Linked DNA regions of Homo sapiens: region 1 is linked to region 2. Evidence: chromatin loops called from intact Hi-C (ENCODE). Cell type or tissue: dorsolateral prefrontal cortex. All regions are shown on one strand. Links, peaks and the distances in the headings refer to the core of each region. The heading gives the core; the rest is flanking DNA. Region 1 has its middle 29 kb from the start of TBPL1. Region 2 has its middle 11 kb from the start of SLC2A12.

What was found. A loop is a pair of places that touch in the nucleus more often than their neighbours do. Peaks named below come from ENCODE experiments on the same cell type or tissue, not always from the same donor. Only the 100,000 strongest peaks of a DNase experiment are listed, where the experiment ranks them.
Region 1: a loop joins it to region 2, with 2.8 times the contacts of the local background. A loop is called at or near these places in 74 of 110 quality-filtered maps.

Annotation. Positions count from the first base shown.
Region 1 is chr6:133,921,892-133,927,276 of GRCh38, forward strand. No RefSeq gene overlaps it. Among named protein-coding and RNA genes, the nearest start is that of TBPL1, 29 kb to the right of the region's middle. In dorsolateral prefrontal cortex, for the core only: CTCF peaks have their summits at 2,244 (motif pointing right) and 2,445; a DNase peak (open chromatin) is centred at 2,240.
Region 2 is chr6:134,061,250-134,066,634 of GRCh38, forward strand. No RefSeq gene overlaps it. Among named protein-coding and RNA genes, the nearest start is that of SLC2A12, 11 kb to the left of the region's middle. RefSeq lists an enhancer at 1-440. In dorsolateral prefrontal cortex, for the core only: CTCF peaks have their summits at 2,778, 2,982 and 4,670 (motif pointing left); a DNase peak (open chromatin) is centred at 2,772; H3K4me3 peaks cover 342 bases; H3K27ac peaks cover 1,563 bases.

The DNA of each region.
Region 1 (5,385 bases), core at 222-5,221, 140 kb before region 2:
TCTCGGCTCACTGCAACCTCCGCCTCCCGGGTTCAAGCGATTCTTCTGCCTCAGCCTCACTAGTAGCTGGGATTACAGGCGTCCACTATCACTCCCGGCTAAGTTTTGTATTTTTAGTAGAGACGGAGTTTCACCATATTGGCCAGGCTAGTCTTGAACTCCTGACCTCGTGATTCGGCTGCCTCAGCCTCCTAAAATGCTGGGATTACAGGCATGAGCCACCGCGCCCGGCCGTTATTCTTACTTTACAATATGAGAAAACTGAAGTTCAAGAACTCACAACTAGTAAGTGATGAATCTAAAACTCTGAATGTAAGATCATTTGACTAGAATATTGGTGCTCTAGTCACTAACTCAGGACGAACTTTTCACAAAGGGACTAATTTTTTGATGTGATGTGCTAAGAAATTCCAAGTTCTAAGCTGAAAATGTGGTGCCTCAACTAAGGTCCTGCCTTTGAGAAATCCTGCAGGCATTCAACTATTGCTTTTTGGATGACACATATTTTTTGTAAATGTCTAAAAAATGCAATAGAAGTTAAGCTTTTCTCTTTAACTTTCATTGTGAGTGTGCTCAGAATCTAGCTGTATTCACATCTCTAGTTCTGGGTGATTCTATTAGCCTAGCATTTATGGAGTGCTGAGTAAATGCTAGACACTGTGCTAAGTGCTCTGCATGGCTTTACCTCTATAATCCTTGCCACAACCCAGAGGACAGGCTATTTTCCAGATGAGGAAACTGAAGACGGGAGGGGTTCAATAACTTCACCAAAGTCATCATCTAAGCGGTGACACTGGTATTTTAGTCCAAATAAGTCTTACTCCAGGACTCAACTTTTTTTTTCTTTTTTTAGACAGGGTCTCACTCTGACACCCAGGCTGGAGTACACGATCTCGGCTCACTGCAACCTCCACCCTCCTGGGTTCAAGTGATTCTCCTGCCTCAGACTCCCAAGTAGCTGGGATGATAGGCATATGCCATCACACCTGGGTAATTTTTGTAACTTTAGTAGAGACAGGGTTTCACCATGTTGGCCAGGCTGGTCTGGAACCCCTGACCCCAATTGATCCACCCTCCTTGGCCTCCCAAAGTGCTGGGATTACAGGCATGAGCCACCGCGCCTGGCCGGCTCAACATCTTGACCATGCCATGAGGCCAGGGCCCAATCTAGTCACCTTTTGCTTCCCCTCTGATGTACAGTTTTCTTTGTTTCCAATACTTTAGATATTTAAGCTTTAAAAATATAAAATGAGGCTAATATATTTTTCAGCTGCTTTCAATTAATAAAGGAAATTGCTCCTTTGAGATTATTAGGCTGTTTTAAGAATGTCAGGCAATTTTATAGGGAGCAGCCTATTTCTAATTCTTTTAGATTAGCAGAGGAAGAGCCGCTGATATGTTGCCCCCTGCCCGTTCTCACTGATTCTGGGTGAAGTAGTGCAGATATGTGGGTACATGCCATGAGCAATTTGTGATTGTCTAGGACAAGGATAGCAGCTGCTACAGTATTTTTGGTGGATTGATCTTTCATTGCCTTGCTTCTTACCCTGGGTCAGCTTGCTGGGAGCATCACATCTACAGAGTGGCTTTTATGAAACTCGAGCAGTGAGTTCACTTGTGCTTCCCTCTTATGTTTAACAAAAATATATCTCATGCCCATTTCTGTGACACTCAAACTAGAATACAACTTATGTAACTACTGAAAGCAAAACCTATTTAAATATTGACTTCTTAAATACTTGCTTCACTTAGCATTTTTTAAATTCGATTTAATTAAATAATCTCATGTATAGAATATGACTATCATGCCAAAGCTATCTGATGGTAAAAAAGATGGGAACACAAAAAAAAGAAGGTTAATAGTGTAATATCCCATAATATTGGTTTACTTAATTTGATTTTATAAAATAAAATTAAACATATGTAGGTCTACTTTTAGATAAAAAATATTCCTAAGGGCCTTCTATAGACCTCTCAATCCATGGACATCTGTCAATTATAAAATCTTCCTAAGTTTTAAGGCAGCTGCATGGCTAGGTCTAATGGCTGTCCAGGAGTTCCTGATGTACCATAAGGAGGATTTCAGAAACTTGTAGATCTCACCGAGTCATGACAGCAATTATAAACGGTTGACAATTACTGTTCTAATGAATGGACATTCACCTTTCATAAGCTTCCCAATTCTTATGCTTCTCTGTATAAACCCCTCCTTCCTGTTCACCTGTTACACCACATGGTGGCAGCCTTGTCTCTCATTTCCTTTTCTGTATGTTCACAATAGGGATCTTGACTGCTGCTGTAGGTATCCAGTTAGGGAAAAAAGGAAAGGAGAATCCTCAGAAACCAAATAGGCAGAACCATGCCCTGGAGGAAACTAGTAGAAAAAGTGGTATTTTCCTTATTTGTAAAACTGAATTAGGTGATTTGTAAAGTTCCGTCTAGCTTTAATTCATGATTCAAAGCTGAATTGATAGCAAAGTTGAACCTGCTAAGATTGGGCTTACACGTGAGAAGAGGCTGGTGGGCCAAAAACTTCATGGGCAAGCTCAGCAGGCACATTCCAGAGAGTGGTGAAATAGTAAGAGAAAGTGCAGGCTGAGGACGCTTCCAGCATTTTCCAAATGAAAGGTATGAAAATAACGACCTCATCAAAACTCTTTGAAAGTATGAAGGTCTCCAGGACAAAAAAAAATTAAGAAAGATTATGATGGAATTTATGAATGAGCTAGAAAACACTGGTTCTGTGTTTAATTTCCATACCCTAGAAAATGTGCTAAAACCAACTCTTACGCATAAAACTGCCATCTCAGAAGAAAATTAGCATCAACTTCTAGTGTAAGCAACTCTGCTTAGAGGAGAAATATACTACCACCCCCATCCAACTAAGGCATAGTTTCAGGGGGAAAAAATTACTGATCAACAATATTGTAACTCCTCTGGAGAAAAAAATAAGTTAAAAGAAAGGTAGCCATCTGCATAATGTCTAAAAAAAGGGGGAGATGGAGAAGAATTTTGTCTTCTGCAATATTGTTCAGGAGAGAAAGTCATGTTCACTTTGCCTACAGATTTTGTCCATTTGAGATCTGTGTACTTTTAAATAAGATACTATCCTTGTTTGATAATGCTTGCCACTGAAAATATTCAAGTATTTTTCCACGGATGAATTTCCTGATCACTGATGATTTTTGTGATGGAGAAAATATCTTAGCTTCAGTATTTATTTGGAGACGATGTAATCAAGTGTTTCAGAGCAGAAGTTTTAGAATCAGACAAAGCAAGTTCAAATTGTTGTCCTGACACTTGCCCAAGTTACTCAACCTAAAACTTTTCCTCATCTTTGTGGAGATACAAATGTAACACATAGGGTTGCTTCTGAGACAATGAATATAAAGTGCTGAGCCCAGTTGCTGGCACGTGGTAGATATATGACAAATGGCAGATAGTGATACTAATGACCAATTATTTCATTGAAGTTTTATTAGTTTTGATGGATATTTTTAATTGATTTCATTGTGTTTTTCAGACAATACCATCATGTACTAATAAAAATCACTTAACTCTGCTTTTATTAGTTACTAATCTATCAGTTTTTTTTCTTATCTTACTGTATTGGCTAGAACTTCTAGAACAAACAAGGAGAAATAATGGTGATCAGAGAAATCTTTGTCTTAGCTTTACTTTAACGAATGTGCTGCATTGACAAATAATACAACAGGAAAGACATCACAAATGACCCAAAGTCTCACTTTTCACCTATCCCATCCCCCTGCATCACATCAAAAGAAAACACTATCCTGAATTGGGTGTTTATATCTTACTTTCTGAAAATTTATTTTTCTGAGGGTTTTTTTGCATTGCTTCAAAAGAGCTTTTGCATATATGTTCAGTTTTGCTTGTCTTTGAGCTAGTATCATACTCTATGTAGTTTTTCCCAGTTACTCATCACTCTCAATATTAAATTGCTAATATTAATCCATGTAATTGCTTCCAGCATTCATTTATTAATTTTTACTGCTATATTACATTCCTTTGTATAAACACACCACAATTTATGCATTCTACTTTCAAGAGACTTTTGGGTTGCTTATACTTTTTGCTGTTAACAACGTGGCTGTGAACATTTTTGTATATTGTCTCCTGGTGAATGGGTTATTCTGATTATTTCTAATAACATGAAATTGAGCATGTTTCCTTACTTTTTCTTTACATGTTTATCATATTATTGTGTTTCTCCTATATAATGCCTCTTAATGTCTTTTGCCCATTTTTCTACTGGGTCTTCTGTCTTTTTCTTATTCATTTATGGTAGTTTTTCATAGAAACTGGACACTACACCAACACTTTGGCATTTATGTAAGTTAGAAATACATTCTTCCAGTTTGTGGCTTGTCTTTTCACTTTATCTAAGGCGGGTTATTTTTTTTTCATGGATTAAGGATACTAATGTTGTATAATATAACTGTTTGATGATTGATACTTTTTGTATCTTATATAAGAAATACGTCCCAATCCTGAGATCATATTCTTTCATATTTTCTCTAAAAAGTTTTAAATTTTTTCCTTCTTACTTGTCTTTAATTCACCTGAAATTAATTTTTCTATCTGATGTAAAGTAAGTGTCCTATTTTACTTTCTATATAGATAACCAATTTTCCTAGCACTGTTTGTGGAATAATCTACCCATTCCCCACTGGAATCACCGTATAACCTCTGACATACACCAAGTTTCTATATGTAAGTGAGTCTGATTTTTGGCTTTCGATTCTGTTTTACTAGTCAATGTATTTATTTAATCCTACACCAGTGGCTCATCCTGCAGTCATATAGCTTTTAATGAATTCCGCTCATCGAAAGAGCAAGTCTTTCTTCCCAACCTTTCTTCCCAACCTTGATCTTCTTCAGGAGTGTTTGTCAAGTTCCTCTAAAAATCTTGTTGGGATCTAGACTGGAATTTGTACTGAATGTATAGATCAATTTGAGAAGAAATTACTTTTCTTTAAATATTGAGTTTTCCTATCTATTGAAATAGTATATCTCTGAATTTATCTAAATCTCCTTTAATGTAACATAATTATCTTATTACATGTATTCCTAAGTACTTTGTTTGTTTTGTGGATTCTGTCAATATCATCCATTTTTGTAGTATATTCTCTCAACTATTTGTTGCTAGTTGAAGTAGACATAGTGAATTGACCCTCAGTTTTATTACCAGCCTTTTCCAGAGTCACCACCTGATTGCCATTGTCATTCCCAGAAGAGGATGGACAGCTAAAATCTACATCTTGCAGATTCTCAAGTTAGTTTTATCTTTATGAATAGCTTCCACCAATTATATACATTTATGGGAGATTCGGAAGGCAAAAGTAAGACAGAAATCGGCTGGGC
Region 2 (5,385 bases), core at 186-5,185:
CAACCCCTGCGTCTGGGATTCAAGCAATTCTTCTGCCTCAGCCTCCCAAGTAGCTGGGATTACAGGTGCCCACCACCGCATCCACACCTGGCTAATTTTTTGTATTTTTAATAGAGACGGGGTTTCACCATGTTGGCCAGGCTGGTCTCGAACTCCTGACCTCAGGTGATTCACCCATCTCGGCCTCCCAGAATGCTAAGACTACAGGCATAAGCCACCACATCCGGCCCTGGCTGTGTTTTACACTTGCCCTTCTATGCTGAGGGACTGACTGATATCCTCTTTTCTATCCCCGCTCACTCCCTATCCATCCCCATTTGCAAGGCACTTCTGTCTTCTCTGACCTTCCCTCCCCCGGGGCTGGGCCAAGTGCTCTCCTCTCTGCTCCCAGGGCACATATTGCTCTCACAGACGGAGCATTAAACAGAGAGTGCTGTGATAATTCACTAATCTGTTTTCCCTATTAGTGTGTCAACACCATGAGCACAAGGTCGTGATCACCTTGTTCATACTCCTTCAGAGTTTGGCATGGTGTCTGAAACCTTGAGTTGCTCACTAAATATGTATTTAAAGAAATCCAGGAGAAAAGGAGGAAGAAGAAAAGGGTATACACAATCAAACTTCTGATCAACCTTATGTTGTTTCATTGCAGCATCCTTTTGAAAGTAGGTTCTAGGCCTAGTCTTGGTTCTAATTCTGGCTGTACCACTTACAAGCTCTAGAACCTCTTTAATGCCTCAGTTTCCTTTTTTCTAATAGATAAGGACAACAATAGCAGCCATCTCATAAGCTTCTTGTGATGATTAAATGAATTAATATATAGAAAGTAATTAGAACAGTATCTGACCATAGTCATCTGCAATAAATGATAGCTGTTGCTGCATCCAAGGGACTCCATAGAAGTATATAGTAATAATAGAAAAAATGCTGGGACAGGGCACAGTGGCTCACACCTGTAATCCCAGCATTTTAGGAGGTTGAGGTAAGTGGATCACTTGAGCCCAGGAGTTCAAGATCAGCCTGGACAACATAGTGAAACCCCATCTCTACAAAAAATACAAAAATTAGCCAGTTGTGGTGGTGCATGCCTGTATTTCCAGCTACTCAGGAGGCTGAGGTGGGAGGATCACTTGAGCCTGGGAGACAGAGGTTGCAGTGAGCCGAGATTGCACCACTGCACTCCAGCCTGGGCAACAGAGTGAGACCCTGTGTCAAAAAAAAAAAAAAAAAAAAGAGAAAGAGAAAAAATATTGGTTCAGGAGTAAGAGAATATAAATTCTAATGTTGGAACTTTATTATCCATGACTTTGGGCAAGTCTTATAATCCCTTTAGGTCCAGTTTCATCATCTCTAACACAGGGAGACATATACTTGCCTCATACAAAGCTGTCAACTGCTTGCCCAGAAGCAAAGCTTTCTCCTCTTGGCAATATTCCTGTAATTTTTTTATCAGGGTCAGGGCAGGGGGGATTGCATATTGCATGCGGATTTGATGTACTTGTCAATTAATGTTTACCACTCTCTACCTGCAATGACAATTAGATACTCTATCCCTAAAATGTTAGTCTTGAGAGGTAGCATTAGACTACACCCGAATAGAACAGCCATTCCCAATGGCAGAACTCAAAAAAGACCATCTATTTATCAGTTTCTATGTCATGTTTCTCCTGAGCTATTCTGTTTTTTCCCCGAGACAGTTCTTCTTATTTCAGTTCTATGAACCAAAGGCCAAGCAACAAATTCATTTTTAGCTAGTGTTACCCAGAGTGCAAAGATTCCCTAACATAAACTCTCTCAAAGGATTTTAGTTAAGAGAAAATCAGTTGAAGTATTTGAAAACATCTTAAAAACTATTAAGGTGCTATATAAATATGAACCGTTCACCAAGGCAACAGCAACAGCAACTGTAGAAGAGAATCAAGTTAATGCTTAGTCCATTTGTTTATCCATTCAAACCATGCTCTCCCTTTCTAAATAAGGATAGAAGCAGCATATGACAGGAGACTGGCAACTGAAACAGTGGTGAAAAACCAGAAAGGTCCAGGCATCTCTAGTTACAATAGCATGGCCTGACTCAGCATTTCATAGAGGCCCATACACAACTGGAGCCCCCTGGTGAGATCTTTTAACTCCCAGGTGAAAATCTGGGGGCTGCCCTTACCTCCCAGGAGTGGTGAGATAGCTGCCAGGAGAAGAAAGTGCAAGTGTAAAGGATTGAGGTATATTTCCATTCTTCAAGCTCCATCTTCAGAGAGGCTACTCCATGAAATGGCATTTGTCAAAGTTGCGATCCTTCTCTCCCTGTTGGGAAAGAGAGCCGATACTGGAAAGCTGAGAGAATCAGCTTCAGCATGAAAATAGGACGGGACTTGCTAGGACAGAGCTTCCAAACTCATCTTCTGCAGAGCTTGTATGACCACTGAGATGTTAATAGATATTCTGTGGAATTAAAAAATGAGGAGGCTGTTTCATCATTCAAAAAGTTTTGAGAAATTCTTCACATTATATGCTGTTCTCAGGACATAAAAAAAGTTTCATGTCTAAGAAATTTTGCTGTATACATGTGTAAACAGTTTTAGCGTAGATTTCCTCGCACTTTTAAATTTTGGATTCTTAATTTCCCTGTCCCCCCTGCCCCCCCCCCAAAAAAAACCTGCTAACGTTTAAACGAACACAGTTTGGGAAATCTGCGTTAAGTCCTTCGTGGGAGTGGGGTTGCTCAGCTCACAGTAGGCCACGAACCTGAATTTTCTCTTGTCTGCTGCCCCCTTTTGATAGATGGAGGGAAGAGCAGGCTTCCAGTGCAATGGACAGAAGAGGGAGCCTGCAAGTTGGTAACAGAGTCTATTAGGGAAAGAGAGAGTCACTTGAATCCTCAGAGCTGCTCCTGTCAACTGCTTTGTGCAGTTTTTGTGACTTATTAGCTGCTTGTTTGCACTCTATCTACGCCTGCCCAGGTGTGTTTGGGCCCTAGAGCGAAGGGAGCACAGGCGTTCATTTAGAAACTTATCCCTCCGTCCAAATATTGGATGCTTACCATGTGCCTGGTGCAATGCAGGGTGATACAAAGAGGAAGATAAGTGAGGCATTCTTATCGAAGGACCAGACACTCTTCCAGCCTGACTATATTCATTACACTCGTGCCTGACCTTTCTTTGACTCTAAGATTCTTCCTTTCTAAATGTGAATCTTAAAGACTGAAGTCTTTGATCTAAGACTGCTTTCTTATCACATCACATCCAACAACCAACTTTTCACAGCTTCCCAGATCCCAAATTCTGTTTAGCAAGGACACTTGGATTTTTTTGTTTTTTGTTATAAATGACCTCTTCAGGTTCATATTTTCACTATGTCCAGAATTCTTATTTTATTCTGTTTTGTGCTGACATTGGAGGCAGAGTCTGTGTCACAGAATACACCACTAGGGGTTACCCTGGACATGGAAGGGTATTCACTCGGGGAAGAAATTTTAATGGAATTTTTAATATCTAGAGCTGTCATTATCCTGTGATGGTTCACAAGAAATGGAACACTTAAAAATTTCTACAGAAAAAAAGGAAAATGTCATGAGGCAGTTTTTAGTACTTCCATCCCTTTCCTGGCTGCTCTAACTTTACAGGTACTTGTAAGTGGCAATTAAGCACTTTTTCCTAATTCCAGAGTCTTGCCCCACTTCAGAGCAACATAGAGTGGCCTAGACAGGCTGAGGTACTTTGCCGCTTCAGTCATCATTAATCTATGGTATTTACTGATGAGAAGTAAAGTGGTAGAAGAAAAAAAAATTTTCTGTTATCCTGGGCACTTGGAAATGAATGTATTCTCACAATCTGTTCTCAAAACAACTTACTGATTCTGGGGTTCTGGAAGCTCTGATGTGCAGGTGAGCCTTTTAAATTCCTCACTGTTGGAGCTCCTATCTAGGACTCACTGGCTGGATGAAAACGGTTCTTTTTATTGCTTTCTGAATGTCTGCTAGACAGGCGTAAGCAACACCTTATATCTGCCTTCTGAAAAAGGTAAAAGAACTGGGACCCATCCACCATGCTGGACAGCTCGGCAGTGGCAGTGGCCTCCCCCAGACCCTGTTCCGAGTGCTCCACCAACAAACTCACCAGCAGTCAGAGTCTAGCCTCTCCCCAAACTTCACCTTCATCACAATTCATTTTAAGCCCTTCCACAACCCAATCAACTCTAGATCTACTTAATGGATAATAATTTGATCTCATGCAAACTGCACTTTCCTCTTCTCAGAATGATCCTTCTACCCCTTAATTAAACATTTGAGAGTGAAAGAAGAGAAAATTCGGGTTCAAAGATTGGTAAGTCTAAGAAACCTAAGGAAAAGGAGTTAGTAAACATGTTAATCAAAGAGTGAGCACTTTTCGGAAGCGCAACATTCAGATACCTTTCTTGATTGGATTCCAGAAGACTATTTCTGGGAAGAGGAGATTTGCATTTTTCTAAAGTCTTCTACCCACAGCCTAACCACCCTAGGGCTTTGAAATATTTTTTTTCTGATGTGCAGTCATAATTGAATAAATAAAATGATTCCTGATCATTTCTTCTCTTCAGCTTTATAATGACATCACTAGGAATCACAACATGTAAGGATTGAAAGTGACCTCAGAGACTCTAGTTCAGCGCCCCCTTTTGACAGGTAGAGAAATTGAGCCCCCTCCATGGTTAAGTGGTTGGCCACATGGTGACTTACTCAGTGGCTTTAGTTTACAAAGCAAACCGCTAATTATTAGGTAGTAGAATTACTACTTTCATGTTATCTTTAATTTTTAAAATTATCAAAAAACATTAGTTAAGTCTGTATCACTGGTGCTGCAGAACCTGAACAGGTGCTGCTGTGGCCTGGGCCCTACAGATGCAATTCTCACATTGCCCCACCCTGAGAAAGGACCGACAAGGGAATCTGCTTGTCCAAGTTCGAGGGGTTGGTGAAGAATAGGACAAAGGCCGGGCACGGTGGCTCACGCCTGTAATCCCAGCACTTTCAAAAGCCTAAGTGGGCGGATCACCTGAGGTCAGGAGTTCAATACCAGCCTGGCCAACATGGTGAAACTCTGTCTCTACTAAAAATACAAAATTAACCAGGAGTGGTGACACACACCTGTAGATCCACCTACTCGGAGGGCTGAGACAGAAGAATCGCTTGTACCCGGGAGGCGGAGGCTGAAGTGAGCCGAGATCATGCCACTGCACTCCAGACTGGGTGAGACAGAGCGAGACTCCATCTCAAAAAAAAAAAAAAAATAGGACAAAGATGAGTATCAAACACCACTAAATATAAAATATAATCTTATCATTCCTTATCCTCAATGATACTTTCCATTTTTTTCTGTACATGGCAAAACATTTATACACCATAGTAGGCAG